2 separate regions of the Homo sapiens genome follow, and region 2 is linked to region 1. A link is a loop called in an ENCODE intact Hi-C map of the cell type or tissue named here. Cell type or tissue: endothelial cell of umbilical vein. All regions are shown on one strand.

Region 1 (8,000 bases):
GGCCAAAAGGACCTGATGTGTATCTTCTTTAAAAAAAATCACAACTCCAGATAAAACATGAGGGAAAATGACATTTTATTCTGCAGTATTCCCTTCTCTGCACAGTGAGCACAGTACATTTATCTCATATGATGGTAAAAGTCTTTGGCAGCTGCAACCTGTCTTTTAAGCCATTCAATAAGTGAAACTTGAACATGGATTGCTCTTTTTTTCTGGGATTTGTGTTAATAATGAATCCAGTGCCATTTAATTTGTAATTTAACAGGGTACTGTTACCTTTGAATGCTTTTACTTCTCTTTTCCCAGAAGGTTAAAATGGCCCAGAAAGAGATTGTCATGGTTAAGATAAAGGGACAAAACAGTCATTTCTGACACGCTGTGGAAGCAATCATCATTTTTATGAGGGAACCACCAGGCTGAAATCTGCATCAAGCTCTACCAGGAAAAATGCAAGAAAGGACCCTAAATATTCATTCCGTTCACAGTCATCATTTCAATGAATTTAACTTTCCATTCAGTTGGGGTCATATATTTCAATCCTAGGGTAAAGAACTATGACCTTGGCTGGAATCATCAGTCCCAGTTACTCAATGGGGCACTTCTGAAACATCGCAGACTCATTTTGACTCTCCACGGGTGTGGCTAAAATTGGTCCTGTCCAGCCCTAAAGCTTATATGATCTGATGTCCCTCCGAAACTCACTATGAGAAAACTCATGCAAAATTTGCCATAGAGATCAAGGTTTACAGGACCCTTGGAGCTAATCTCTCTCTGCCCTCCTCCTCTGTTAGCTGTTACAAGCCTTCAAAAGTTAACAGGGTGATGGAGCCTCTCTCTATACAATCATCTCATCTCACTATCGTTGACTGAAACTCGCTGATGTAATGAAGTTACATAATCACCGATTATGCACGACTTCCATCCATCTTCCTACATATCCACATATCTTCTCCCCTCCCCTTTGGATCAATCTACCAGGTGAGATTTATAACATATGTAAATGCTCCACTCTCTCATCACAGGCACTGAATATGGAACTTTAGCATTGCAGTACAGTGCACTGAACCACGTCATCAATATTGATTTCTTTATCCCATTTCCCAGGCAGAATATGCTTAAACATCCTTAGTGTTCTAGTCTCTAACTTTTTACCGAAAGGGTAAAATAGATGTAGCAGACAGGACACATCTTCAACTTAAGGTTAGGGGAAGTATGTAATTAATTGCCTGCATTTCCCAAGCTGGCTGCATTGCAATAAAAGGACGGTCTCTGCTTTCAGACCTTCGACTCCCCTGCACGTGGGTCTCAGCTTCAGCTATTTAGGATATTGGGTAAATAATTATATTATTGGGCAATTGAACTTGAGAAAGAAAGCACTGTGGTGATATTTAAGATAATGTTGCCTTATTCTTCTCTATGTTAGCCATCATTTTTAGCTTTTTCTTTTCTTTTCCTTTTTTCACTCTGAGTGATAATCCAGTAGATAAAAAAGTAGCCCAGGGCGCTTAATAATCTCCAGTAACCACAACCTAGAGAACAATTAACGATGATTATCACCTTAAAGTTTAAGAACTTGACAAGTGGGATGTCCCTGGTCCCATTGCGGCTGTGAAATGCAGCAGAATGCTGCACTGAGTTGAAAACATATTTCTTTTAATGCATAGAGAGTAGCTCGTTTCATTTTAAATGGGGCTCTTCACTAAGTGTTTCTTTTACTGCTGCTACCCCTTCCAGAACGCAGGGGCCACAAATATTACATTCAAACAAAGAGTGTCTACCCAGAATTAATTCAAGACACTCTTCCATATCAAAATAATTGGGGGAGAGAGTGATACTTTGATTTTCAATTGCACTCAGAATACGGGCACACATACATATACACACACACGCACACACACATACACACACACACACACACACACACACACACACACACACACATATCAACACACCCAACTGCAGTTATTCCATTCAGTGCCAATAACGGCCACATCACAGCCATCAATGCGATGCAGCAATCATTCAAGTCACCCATTCCCATTACAAATGCCCAAGTTTGCTCATGCCACTGATGGGTTTGCATATATAAAATGACCTTACCCACAACAGTCTTCCAAATTATTCTCCTCTGGATATTAGTCGGTAAGGTAATTGCTGGTCATCACAATGCGTATTCAGAAAAATCCACGTTTTACTCCTGTGTTCTTTTTCTTGTTTTTGCTAGCAATTAATATTGTGAACAAGATTCCCATTCACAAATGCCAAGTTCACCATAAAAGCAGATAATTCCATACAGATCTTCCCTACAAGACTGTCTCCAGTTAGTTCTCAAAGTGCCCGATTGTTTGCTGAAGATACAATCCAGGTGCAGAGCAGGAAAAAAAAAAACAGACTAGGAGAAAAATGAAGAGGCAGATAGAAAAGGAGAGACTGAGAGAGGAGAGAGCAGAAAAAGAGAGGGGAAAATAAGAATAATTCTTAAAAAATAAGGAAGGAAAAAAGCCGATAAGTGAGAAGTCTGCGAGCTCTATGACAAGAATTGGAGTGTTGCTTGCAAATCTTCTGAGTACATGCAGCCTTTCAAATCCTCCTGGTCCCCAAGTAAAATTTCCAGATCCGGGATGCAGCCATAAGAAAGAATCCTATGTATATTTCACAAGTATCCCGCAATAACAGATCCGACGGGGTTTTCCTTGTACAGTACTGCTATGTGAAAGCACACAACCCCTGCTGTTTGGGAAGGTGTCTCCTGGGTCCTAGCTCTCCTCAGCAGCCCCCAAAAATGATTTTTCAAAAAAGAGTCGGGGGGGGGGGTGGGAAAAGCAGCTTTGCGTTTGCCTTGAATGATGCTAATCCTGAGCGAAAACCACAAGCAAAACACGAATAGCACGAGATCTTGATTAATAGCCACAATCCACTCAAAATATCCCAGGGAAGAAGGAGCGAAAACAAGAAAGAGAAACTGCAACGCATAAATGATTCCAGTGTTTCTACAAGATCGGTTCATTTGATTGAATGCATTCTCTGGTTTGCTGCAAGTCATAAAGAGGATAGTATTACTGCCACCCAATGGATATTTTAGTACTAGCCAATCCACAGACAGCCACCGCTTTGCGAGTTTGAGTTCTCAGAAGACCGAAGTGGAAGGAAGGTAGCCTGGGAATCTTTTGGAAAGGACCCTGGGAGGCTTCAAATAACGGAAATCTGTTCTTCCAGGCAAAAGCAGACTGGCAAATTTGGATGCTTATACAGTCTTGCCTTAGCCACCTTAGAATTATGGTTCCATTTCTCTAGGAAGCAGAAAGATACAGAGAGTGATGCCTAAGCCGACACACTCTTGATAACCTCCTTTTCATCTCTTCTCTTTGAAGCAGATTTATTATTGCGCGCGACCCTCCCACCCCCATCACTGTCTCCCCAACGCCCCCATTCTCCGTATCACTTTAAGATGGATTACAAGAGAGAAGGGGTGCGGGGGCTGCTCCAAACAAACCTCAGGTGCTAAGATGATAATTGTTTCTAAAGGGCAGTTTTGCAAAAGTGCCTCTGTCTGTATTGATATGCAAACTGTGAGTCCTTCAAGCAGTAACCCTCCTCACAGCCGCGCTTTCAGTTTGGGGGAGGAGCAAAATCTTCCCTAAGTGAGTGGGGCTTGGGAGAAGGGTGCCTGTGGAAGGCTCTCTGGGAGTGCGGGGTGGGGGTGGGGAGTGGGAGGAGGAGCGGAGGGGAGGGTATTGAAGAGGATCCTCCTCCCATCCACCGCGTAATTGAGTTCCCTGCAAAAGAGTTCGCTGCTGGTTTCTGAGATGAATTTGTGATGAAGAAAGAGGGTCAAAGTAGGTACGGGTAAATACATTAGGTTATTTGCTCAATTTAAGGTCCTTGACCATTTACATTGGGATAGTATAACACTCACATGTGATTCCGTGATTCTCAAACTTTGATGTACACACCGTCACCTGGGTGTCTTGTTAAAATGCAGATTCGGATTCGGTACATCTGGAGTGAGGCCTGAGACCCTGCGTTTCTAATAAGCTCGCCCGTGGCCCATAATAATGTTGCTGGGCTGTGGACCACATTTGGAGTAGCAAGACCCTTAAAAAATGTTAATGTTTACACTGCAGCAACAGTGTCAGTTTCCGGCAGCTGAGTAGGCTGGATGATTAAAAGGCAGCGAGCCGCTTTTCTAGTTACTTCTCTCCCTCTCCCCACCCTGCAACCTTTCCCATTCAACACCGGCAGCCCATGTACTTAAAAACCTTAACCCATTTTGTAATGTATCCCACAAGCTTTTGTAATGGCAGGCTTAACCGGATAAACCAAAAATAGAATAAATAGGTAAAGTAGCCTTGGCCCTTCAGAACTGTTTTAATTTGGGGAGTAAAACACGCATCAAGATAAAGAAAACACTTTAAAAATTAGGTAAAATGTGAGCTAAACGAATACAAACTAAGCGCGCAGGTGAGAATAACAGCAGGCAGGGAGACTAGACAGGGAGGTAAAACTGTATTTCGAAAAAAGGAGCAGTACACTGAAATTTCCAACCTAAGCAGAGGGAAAATGTGGTTAAAGTCGGTAGGCAAGTCTTACAAGGTTTCTTTGAAGCTAACTCACCCATGTTCACATCTTCTGTGCCAGTGTTTTTCTTCCCTCTGCTTCTTCCCCACATGCTATAATTCAGCCTAAACTGAAGATTAGAAGTGAAGAGGAAATATATTCCCCTCCTTTCAACGTGAGTGATCTAGATTTTCTATACCTTCCATCACAGTCCTCTAGTTGACCCAGTTGAATGTGAATAGACCTCAAGCAGACCTGGAGGGGGGCACAAGTAACAAGTGTAAATGTAATTGCTTCAAGCAAAATTTAAAAGTAAACGTCTTGACCGTAGGCTCCAATCCTAGATTTGAGTCTAAATTCTACTCCTAAGTAGCCATAATTACCCAAGGGAATCACTTTAATTTCTCTTGGCCTCAGTTTCCTTGTCTATAAAATGACAGGTTGAAATTAACCAGTTGCCAACGTGCTGTCCAGCTCCATATGGTACAAAAATCACGTCCTCTCTTTGAAATGTTCTGCAAGTCAGTTTGTTACTGTACACAGAGAAGGAGTTATGATTATTACCTTGACATGGGCTGCAGAGAGCATCTAGAAGCTTTGAAAAGCATCTCGAGGACACAGGTGAACATTTGACCACTTCAATCCTATTTCAAGAGATGATTTAAAGTGCTTTCATTTCAAATGAAATGATCAGATCCAGGAAAGGAAGTGTTTGTTTGAATCTGAGGTGAAGCATTGTCTATTCCTGGATCCTACAGAGCCAACTGTGGGCCTCGCTGTTTGTTGCCATGGGATCCTCTTTGTGCGAACTATCTTGAACTGTGTGGGAACATTTTCCTCTTGCCTCCCTTCAGTTCTCTAACTCTTCTGAAGATATGTGTCAGAACAAAATGTAGCTGCATTATTGCCAATTAAGACTAACGGCAGCTGCAAGGTGCATCTAATTAAGAATTTTAATTACTTCACTGAATTCTCATTTGCAGATGTTTAGAGCATTCAACAATGTATTGTGATTTTTATTTTAAAATCTGAATAAAGCTGACCTCCCTCCAAAGGAGGGTGGAAAACTACACAACCCAATGATGGATATTTTTAAAAAAGAGTCTTTGACATGGAAAGTATATACCTTGATATATCATTTGAGAATATGCGACATTATATTGAGGATGAGGAAATAGAGTGCATATCCATAAATATGCCTTTTTTACTAAAGGAAAAGGCAAGCAAATCACAAAATACTGGAAACAAATTGATAATTTACTATTCAAGTAGAATCCTTGCATGCTACATAGTTCTCAAATATTCTGTTCTTTTTCTTTCCAGTAATATGATGGTTAACTGTAGGTTTGGCACTGCAGTATGGGGATTGTAGGCTATAATGCAAAGCATTATGGGGTTTGTAGTAAAAACTGGCTGCAGATCAATTCCATGCTTCTAGCTTTTCTCAGTTGAAGAAACTGCTGTTTTATTTTCTAGTAATAAAGAAGAATGTCAAGATACTGTACATTAGATTCATTTTAATGAAACAAGGTTGGTATTAATGGGAGTATGAAATTAAAGGTTAGCTACAGAAATATTCTGACTTGGGAGATGGAGAATATAACCCCACTTTACAAACCCCAAAATAAACTGAGTGAGCTATTTCCTAATATTACTATCCTATAGTTAAGGTTTCAAAAATCACTTTCATTGTTTTAGTAGTAAAACGTGAGAAAATATCAAATTTGGTATTTACGAAAGAGAATGATCAACACCTGAAATGAACTCAAGTTCTTATTGATTCTGTCTTTAACTATTGGTAGTTGAAATTTAATTCTTCACATTTCACGTCATTGAAGGCTATAATAATAGTTTGCTTTAGCGCAGCTTTTTGTGGATGGAGGCTTCTTTAAAGAGAGAAAGAGAGCCTACTCAGCTGCCAGCCACTCAGTGAAGTGAACAAGAGTTTTATTTAATCTACCTTTTTAGATACTTTTTATATAAAATTACTCTGAATATTCAGAGTAGCTTCTCTTTTTAATAAAATCCTTAAGGCTAGAATATCCTTAAGGTTAGGAAATATGTCTGAATTGGGTTATTTTATTCAGTTTAAATTTAATTATGGAAATGTATAAATTAAGAAGTTATAATTCAGTTCATTTTTGTGTGCAGATGATTCTATGTAGATAAATACATAATTTACAGAGGTTTTGATTTAATTCTGTTGGCAGTTTATTTCAAAGTTCACTAAACATTTTCCATATGATATGAATTCAAAGTCTAGCTCCCCACAATGCTCTATGAAATCAGCCCCCCTTTTGTTTTGAAGGCTAAAATACGTCTCTTCAAAGCCTCTTCCATCTGTGAAAGTTTCGATTATCATGCTAAGTTACTTAGAAGGTATTTTATACCTGAGGTTGCTTCTTTTTCTCTTTCTCTCCTTAAAGAAGCCTCCATCCACAAAAAGCTGCGCTAAAGCAAACTATTATTATAGCCTTGAATAAATGCAAAATCAAGTACTCTTCATTTTCAGGCCTTTTGCCAGCAATATTCATTTGAACCCACCACCACATATTCTCAAATGAGGTACAGACAAAGACTTGAGCATTTCAGCAAAATTCCACCATAAAGTTCAGGAATAATAAAGAATGCTATGAAAAAGCAAACAGCAACAGGAAAGAAAAATGCCATGCCTGCTTTTCTTTCAGATTTCTAAGTTTTGAATCATAAAAATATATAAATATATATCTTCTTGAATGCAGTTTACATTATTGTTCATACTGTGAATATTTCTTTTATGGTCATAAAAATAAAAGCAATGCCCCAAATGAAACACTGTGTACATAAGCGATGCAAATGCATCCCCGGTGGAAAGCCGGCTGGCTGCTGGTGGGAGGGTATATTTATACAGTGCCTTTCATTTGGAAGGTTCCCAAAATGATTTGCAAACTGTATATAGAGGAATGGCTCACCATGGAAATTCACCCACTTCCAGGAGAGAATGCAGAAGTCATTCCATGCTGACAGCCAGTTTAAATAAAACCGCAGAACAATATTTCAGGTGGGTGAAATATTAAAATTGTAATTGATTCAGGAAATGTGCCCTGGAAACCCACTATGTGCCAGGCATGGTTCAAAGTACTGAGGGTATCATTATGGATATATCTAGTTCAGTTTCCTGCTCTCCTAAAGCTTACATTTTATTAAAATCTAACCAGAACTTGGGAGTTACAAAGACCTATTTCCTGGTGAATTTCTGATCTCTGCATAGAGTTCTGCTGAAATAGACCACTTGCACTTTTTATATGTATTTATATCAGACTTCATGATATCCAGGACACAGAACCTGTGGCATATCTTCTACTTCAAATTGAACGCACAAAAAAATAGCTTCAGATATTGTGGTTGAAGCAGGTAAAATAATAATATTTCCTGCATTGAATGCTTTGGGGGTGGTAGGGCAG
Region 2 (8,000 bases), 890 kb before region 1:
ACAAGAGGATTTCAATTACAGTGGCTAAAATAGCTCTGAAAACTGCACTATATTTAGGAATATAGTGTTTTATCCCACTGGCATCTTCTAAATTATTCCATTTTCTTCTCAGATATATCAGAAGGAAACAAGATATAATGAAGGATGTTCACTGGAGTTGAATAAAGGAACTGATCTTTTTAACTTTGGCATCAGATAAAAGCCATTATCTTGAGGACAGAGTAAGGCATGTCTTTCTAACGTAAACACAAATACCCTAATATTGTTGCTTAAGATGTGGAAGCTCTTCACTTTAAGACCATTATCTTAGTCTTATCAGAATCGATGGAATAAAATGAGTATTTAAAATATATTACAAGGAATGACCATGTGTTGGTAATTATTGTACCTGGGTGATGGGTACAGGAAGGTTCATTATACTGTATGATCTACCTTTGTATGTTTGGAAAGTCCCGTAATAAAAGTTGAAATGTATTATAAACAAAAAATGGAATGACATAAATGTATGAAAATCAGGAACTATGCTTTATCCACAAAATGAAATTCTATGCAGCTTTTAAAAATCAATAGCATAGATGTGTATTTACTGATGAGGAATGTTTATTCCACATTCTTAAGAAAGCATGTTTTAAAATACTGTTTATCCTATTCTTTGATTTTTCTTTTGAAATGTAATTATTCTATTTAATAAACACTAACTTTGTGCATACTATGTACCAGGAACATTTTAAGTTCTTTAGAAAGCTTAAGTCTAAGTGATTAAATATCCTCATAACAACCCCATGATTAGTAAACACCAGTATCATACCCATATGTATAAGATACAGGGAGGTTAAGAAAATGAATCAAGGTCACACAGCTGGTAAGGGATGGTGGGGGAGAGGATGCTGAGACTTGAACCTGAACAATAGGTCTTGAGAGCTTTGGTCTTCATTAATATGTTATGCTGCCTCTGTGCTAATCACCTGTGTATAATCAGACATATTTACATAAATTGAACAGAAAGATGCCTTGAAGGTTATATTCCAAGTTCATAGTGGTTAATGATGAGTAGAAGGAACATGGATGGTTTTTTAAACTAATTTTCTGTATGTTTATGTGTAATTGTTCCATATCCTTCAGGTATTATAGAATAGGAAAAATTAAAATGCTTTAAAAGTATAATATGAATGTTAACAAATTCTCGGTTGTTTTTTAAAAAGGTGAAGCATATACATATAAATGTTTTCCTTTTCCTCCCTCTTCATTTAATTGTTCCTGTGTCCCAGAAGCCCAGCCTTTTGTGAGTCAATTTGCCTGCAAATATTACTTTGCCATTACTTCCAATGGCAAAAACCTCAATTACATTTGCACCAACCTATAGTTAGAGGCCATGATGTGATAATTTACAAAGATGTTGTGATTTAGTTATCTTCTGTCATGACCATGCAAGTAGACTTCTCACATCAGGGTAGTTGCACTTCTTAAGTGGTGGTTAGTTTCCACGAGGCAGGAAAAACAGGAGCAACCAGGCCATTTAACAGCTCTGCCCACAAAGGGGTGAGGCAGAGTTAAAATGGACTCTCTTTATAACACCACATCCCTCAGAACACCTCTAGATCTCCTCCAGTTCTCTCTTTTGAAGCAGGCTGTGCAAGGCTTATACAACCTAGGGCAGATTCTCCACACCAGCACCTCATTTCAGCTAAGCAGGCAATGGCCGTTGGCTCTCTGAGCTTAGAATACCTTTAGTGCCTTGGTCCTCAAGTGTGAGTCTTTGCCAAAATTCTTGAAACACCCTCTCTGTCACAGAAGTGCATGGATTGCTATTGCCTTGGACTATTAGATGCTACTGCTTTTTTAAAATGACTGAAGGTTTGTTGGCCTATGTGAATACATTTTGAAGGAACCGTAGTGACTAAAGTTATCATACTGATGCAATTAATGCAAAAAGCTTTGGCACATGCCTCCCATTTGTCAATATATCTTCTATACTAAGCCTCAAAGGTTATCATTAATTGACAAATGACTATCATTTTATCTAGTCATTTTAAAGATGTATTCATTTTAGCCAAATGAAGCAGAGAATGTAAAGACAAACTTAAATTATTGGCTGATTTTAGAATATTTTAGTTTGTTATTTATCATTAAACATCTAATAATTCAACAACAACAAAATTTAAAATTGGATTATATATTAAATTGACTGAGTCACCAAGTATAATTTGTATTAAGGATGGATGCTATTAATATTTACTTTTGCAATAAAGAAAACATAACTAAGAAAGCTGCTAGAACAAGTAAAAGATTTTTTTCAAGGTTAAAAATGGCATTTTCATTCAGCCATAAAATGATAGCATGAAAGTATACATAATAGCAAACTATTATGTTAATAACATTAACTATTATGTACTATATAAAAAATCAGCTTGTAAAACAGACTCCATTAGATGAAAAAATGGAAAAAAGGAGATAATAAACATCAAACTAATAAGAGATGTGTAGAGATGATGAGATTGCAACTGATTTTTACTTCTTTGTGTTTACTTTTTACATAAAATATGGATTACCTTTAGTACACATTACCTCTCCCCGCCAAAAATAGGCAGTTCTGAAAAGTTTGAAACTTTCATTACATATATTATTATGGTTGAAACTATATCAATGAAAGGCAAAAGTGCCAACACAAGGATTACATTAAGTGATATAATGAGTGGAATTGTCTTTCTTTTAAAACAATTTTATTCTTTTTAATAAGAATAGGCATAGAAGGATATCAAAAGAGGAGGGGTAGATCAGGCCAAGATGGCACATTCTTTTGGTTATAACCGATGTTGTGAGTCCAAATTCCATTGGTAGTTTGTACATAAATAGATCCATTCAAAGGTATGCATATATATATATATATATATATATATGTATATGTGTGTGTATACATATATCATGCTTCAATTAATAAACTGTCTAATTTATTGCCCCCAAAAGTAAATATTGATATTGACAGTACTAAATGGAGTTTTATGGTCAGAAATATATAGAACAGCAATAAAGCCATTGAATTTGGACAAGAAGTGGTCATCGAACATTTGTTAGGGATTGAGGGAACATACGAGGACAAAGAAAGATTGATTTCTGTGAAGTTGTTGGCTTGAAGCCAAACAAGAGAGGGGTAAAAGTGTCTACCCAAAGGAAAAAAAAAAGTCATTATATGAAAAAGACACATGCATGTGCATGTTTATAGCAGCACAATTCGCAATTGCAAAGATATAGAACCAACTTAAGTGCCCATGGGCCAGCGAGTGAATAAAGAAAATGCGGTATATATACACCATGGAATACTACTTAGCCATAAAAAGGAATGAAATAGTGTCTTTTGCAGCAACTTGGATGGAGCTGGAGGCCATTATTCTAAGTGATGTAACTCAGGAATGGAAAACCAAATACCATATGTTCTCACTTATAGGTGGGAGCTAAGCTATGAGGATGCAAAGACACACAGAGTGATATAATGGACTCTGGGGACTGGGGGGGAACGTTGGGAGGCGGGTGAGGGATAAAAGACTACATTATAGCGTACACTGCGCAGGTGATGGGTGCACTAAAATTTCAGAATTCACCACTATGGAACTAATCCTTGTAACCAAAAAAAACCTGTACCTCTCAAACTATTGAAACTTAAAAATAAATAAATAAATTGCTATAGGTAGTGTCAAATAATCCTCCAAGAAAGTTGTGAAAATTTACTTTCCTATACATTTTGCAACACTTACAATGCTAATTTTTTTTTTTTTTTTTGAGACAGGGTCTCGCTCTGTCACCCAGGCTGGAGTGCAGTGACGCAACCATGACTCACTGCTACCTCTGCCTCCCAGGCTCAAGCGATCCTCCCACTTCAGCCTCCCGAGTAGCTGGGACCACAAGGCACGTGCCACCACACCTGCTAATTATTTTTATTTGTATTTCGTAGAGACATGGTCTCCCTATGTTGCCTAGGCTAGTCTCAAACTCCTGGGCTCAAGTGATTGTCCCACCTTGGCCTCTCCAAGTGCTGGGATTACAGACGTGAGCCACAGAGCCCAGCTGATGCTGAATATTCTTTTGTTCATTTAAAAGATACTACATGCTAAGGGCTAATGCTAGGAATGCATTAGTGAGAGACAGAGAAAAAGAAAAAAAAAAACTTCTGCTTTCAGATATTATAGTCAATGAAGGAGTTTAAGGGGTAAGAAGAGAATAAACAAATTAACAATTTAATATATAAAATATTAAGTAGGATGAAGCAAAATAATGCAGGGAATGGCGGACAGTGAAGGGTGTGAGGACAGGATGCTATCTTCAGGAACAGTCAGTAGGGGGAGCTCTACTCAGGCGGTGACCTGAGACGGGGAGGCAGTGATGTGAACTGCATGGAGCTCTAAGAGAAAGAACACTCCCGGCAGAGAGAAAAAGCAGATGAGAAACCAACTATAAGAAAGATCAAGGCAGTCATCGCAGTGGAGAGAAGGACCTGGGAGAAGAGGGCTGGAAAATGTGATGAGAGAGGCAGGAGTTGGGGCTGAAAGAAGGGGATGGGGTTAAGTCTGCAGAGTCTCCAAGACCACGGTAATAAGGACTCTATATTTACTTTTAGTGAGATGGAAAGACCCTGGGGGTGTTCTGACCAGGGACTAGTGATGATCTGTCTTGAGACATAAAGGAACGACTGGCCGATTGGCTGTTGAACGGAAGACTATAGGAGGGCAAGGGCTGAAGCAGGGGGAGATGTAACAGGGGGACACAGCCATCCAGCCACAGGATGACAGAGGCAAGAGTGGAGGTGCTGAACTACACGGCAGAATTTTGGATAAATTTTGAAAATGGAGCTGAGAGGATTTGCTCATGGGTTCACGTGAGTTGTGAGGAAGACAGGAGTCAAAGAGGGCTCTAAATATTTTTGCCTAAGCAACTAGTTGAATGGAGCTGACGTTTTCTGAAATAGAGAAGTCTGTAAAAGGAGCAGGTGTGAAGGGGAATCAGATGCTCAATTCTGGGTGTGTTAAACTTATGATAACTATTGCATATCCCTGTGGAGATACCAAGCAGACATTGAGTAGGTAATACTAACAAAGTCCTATTTTTACTTTCCTTTTTTGTTTTGCTCTCTTTTCTTTCTGTTTTATTTTTGCTTGTGAGGGTAAAATTATCTTGTTTTAATTTGCATATCTTTAAAGGCTAGTGAGGTTGTTTGGTTATTTTTAACTATTTGTATTTCTTCTGTGAATTACTTGTGGTTTGTTCTTTTGGTTTGCTGCAAGTCTTTATGTATTTTGCATAGATATTTTTCTATTAAATTCAACTTCCTACTCTGCCATCTGTTTTTAAAATTTTGTTTATGATTTTTTTGGTACAGAAGTTTTAAATGTACTGAGCAACATGGCATAGGAACTTTGTAGCCAGACTGCCTGGGTTCACCTACCAGCTGCTCTGCTTACCAGCTTATTGACCCTGGACAGGTCACGTAACTTCTCATAACTACTCAGTATCTCAAGTTTCTCTTCTATAAAATGGGGATAATAATAGTGCATTTACCTCTTTGGGTTTTTATGTTAATATATATAAAGTACTTAAAAGAGTGACTGACATAGAGATGCACTAAAGAAGTGTTAGCTATTGCTGTTTTCAATGTAATCAAATCTTCAGGGTCTACACATACCATTAAATGCCACCTAACCTAGGAATACTTGGAAGATGGAGTGTGCTTACGAGGATATAGAGATGAGGGGCAGAAATGTAAACACAACAAATAGCTGATGACACAAATAGCATTCGCTTTCTCTATTCTTGTCTTCTGAATTGTATAACCTCTCTTATGCCAACTATTGGAGGAGATGGTTAATAATAGCAGCAATAATAATAGTCTTAATAGTAAAAATATCTTGAAAACTTCTGCTATGCCAGACGCTAGGCCAAGCATGCTTCAAACACTGCCTTATATAATATTCACAGAACATCTTAGGAGATGAATCCTATTTTTTCCATTTTCAAATCAAGTCACAGATTTACTGAAAGTACAGCTGATCTATACCATGTAGAGAGCCCATATTTTGTATTAGTTAAGAATATGGGATCGAGACCATCCTGGCTAACAAGGTGAAACCCCGTCTCTACTAAAAATACAAAAAATTAGCCGGGCGCGGTGGCGGGCGCCTGTAGTCCCAGCTACTCGGGAGGCTGAGGCAGGAGAATGGCGTGAACCCGGGAAGCGGAGCTTGCAGTGAGCCGAGATTGCGCCACTGCAGTCCGCAGTCCGGCCTGGGCGACAGAGCGAGACTCCGTCTCAAAAAAAAAAAAAAAAAAAGAATATGGGTAAAAAGTAAATGAGTCACTGTATTTAAAGTGCCTAGAACAATGTGTGGCACATAGGAAGTGCTATATAAATGAAAGCTATTATTGGTTTGTTTTTTCGAGTATTTTTGAGTGCCTGCTATGTTTCAGGTAACGTGTTAAGTTCAGGGATGCAGTTTAATACTGCCCTTGCCCTCTTGGAATGTATAATGGGCTGTACAAATCAGTTAATATTAAGGCATCAAATACTTTGAATAAAATAATATTTTGGGACTTGTCATTTGTTACTAATGGGGTATAACACTTTTAATTTATTAGTTCATTAATCTAATGATTATTGATACATACTGTACCAGATACCCTGCTAGGTCCTACAGAGAACAGATAAATAAGACTTACCTATAACTATTTACATCACATAAATACACGACAATAATGTAAAATGGCAAGTGTGATAATAGAACTATACATTTACAATAGAAGTACACAGAGAAAAATGTATAGGGTTATCTTATAAAAGATGGAGTGATGCCATTCACAAAATACTTTTAGCCTCACTTATACTTGAAATTTCTAACCGACATATTGTTTTTGCCTTTATTATGAGCTAACCTGTAATTCTACATGATTTCCAACCACATGGCCATCTTGTCTCTGGTTATACTCAGTAGCCTAATAACATGAAATCATAGAATTTGTAGGTACCTTGAGATATCTTGTTCAGTCCTTGACCTTCAGGCATCTGGATGGCTAATCCATCCAGATTAGGTAATGACCTCGATGTCTGCTTTTACGTTTTACTCCATCTTGGCTGCTTTATTATGCAAGACACGGATGCCCTTATGAGTCCTAAAGTGCTTCAGTACTTGAGTATAGCAACTCTACAATGAATTATTCTTAAAAATCCATCCTTTAATTCTCTTTCTTTCTAATGAAACTAAAATATAGTCATGCTAAGTTTCCAAAAGAAAACTTCTCTGTTATATGTAAGTCTCCATCATCAGATATATATTAAAGGAAAGCTTAAAAGAAACTACATAAAAAAAAAAAACTTCATAACGTGTGATGAATTATTATAGGAAACGTGACTAGTGGTAGGGACATAACACATCAGAAACAGAAATAAGCGCTTCGTCTTAATCATCATGTTAATTGAAAGACCAAATGAAGAACATGCCCATATGTTGTAGGAACGCATATAAAACTTGCTCTGAAATGCACATTTTGAAACAATGTCAATATTTTAATAAAAAGACATTATGTGATATTTTATGATTTAAGGAGTTTCAGTTCAGAGAGAACATTAATGGTATTAGATTCATTGGTGCCTTCCTATCATATTTAAGCAGGAGGATTATAGTAAAAGAAATAATTTTTCCATGCCTTATCTACAGGCTCACAGGGAGAACGCTATGGTAAACCTAATTGCATTCACAATAAAGTCACAGTAGAGTGGTGCAGAGGTGAAATTTTCATTAAAACAATTACTCATATCTTTATATGCTAATTCACACATAGATGCTAAAAAGCAGGAGTACTTCAAGTTATAAAATATAAATCAACTGTATTTGAGAACTAATGAACATCCTACATACTTGTCTCAAGTAGGCTTGTATTCAGAGGCTCAGTGAGTCCAAATCAACACCCAAATTAAATTTAAAATGTAATATTTTTCCAGACCTGCAGTGTAGTATAAA

The links. Hi-C counts contacts between places; a loop is a spot of excess contacts. Peaks named below come from ENCODE experiments on the same cell type or tissue, not always from the same donor. Only the 100,000 strongest peaks of a DNase experiment are listed, where the experiment ranks them.
Region 2: it touches region 1 in a loop (7-fold over the local background); 2 of 110 quality-filtered maps call a loop at or near these places.

Annotation. Positions count from the first base shown.
Region 1 is chrX:28,582,148-28,590,147 of GRCh38, reverse strand. IL1RAPL1 (interleukin 1 receptor accessory protein like 1) reads right to left here and starts at 2,702. Exons shown (of 11, transcript NM_014271.4): 1 at 2,101-2,702. In endothelial cell of umbilical vein, no CTCF peak of the experiment used is centred here; a DNase peak (open chromatin) is centred at 3,037; H3K4me3 peaks cover 3,719 bases; H3K27ac peaks cover 346 bases.
Region 2 is chrX:29,475,189-29,483,188 of GRCh38, reverse strand. The region is part of intron 5 of IL1RAPL1 (interleukin 1 receptor accessory protein like 1); the gene reads right to left. Among named protein-coding and RNA genes, the nearest start is that of MIR4666B, 95 kb to the left of the region's middle. RefSeq lists a silencer at 4,241-4,400. In endothelial cell of umbilical vein, a CTCF peak has its summit at 4,356 (motif pointing right); no DNase peak of the experiment used is centred here.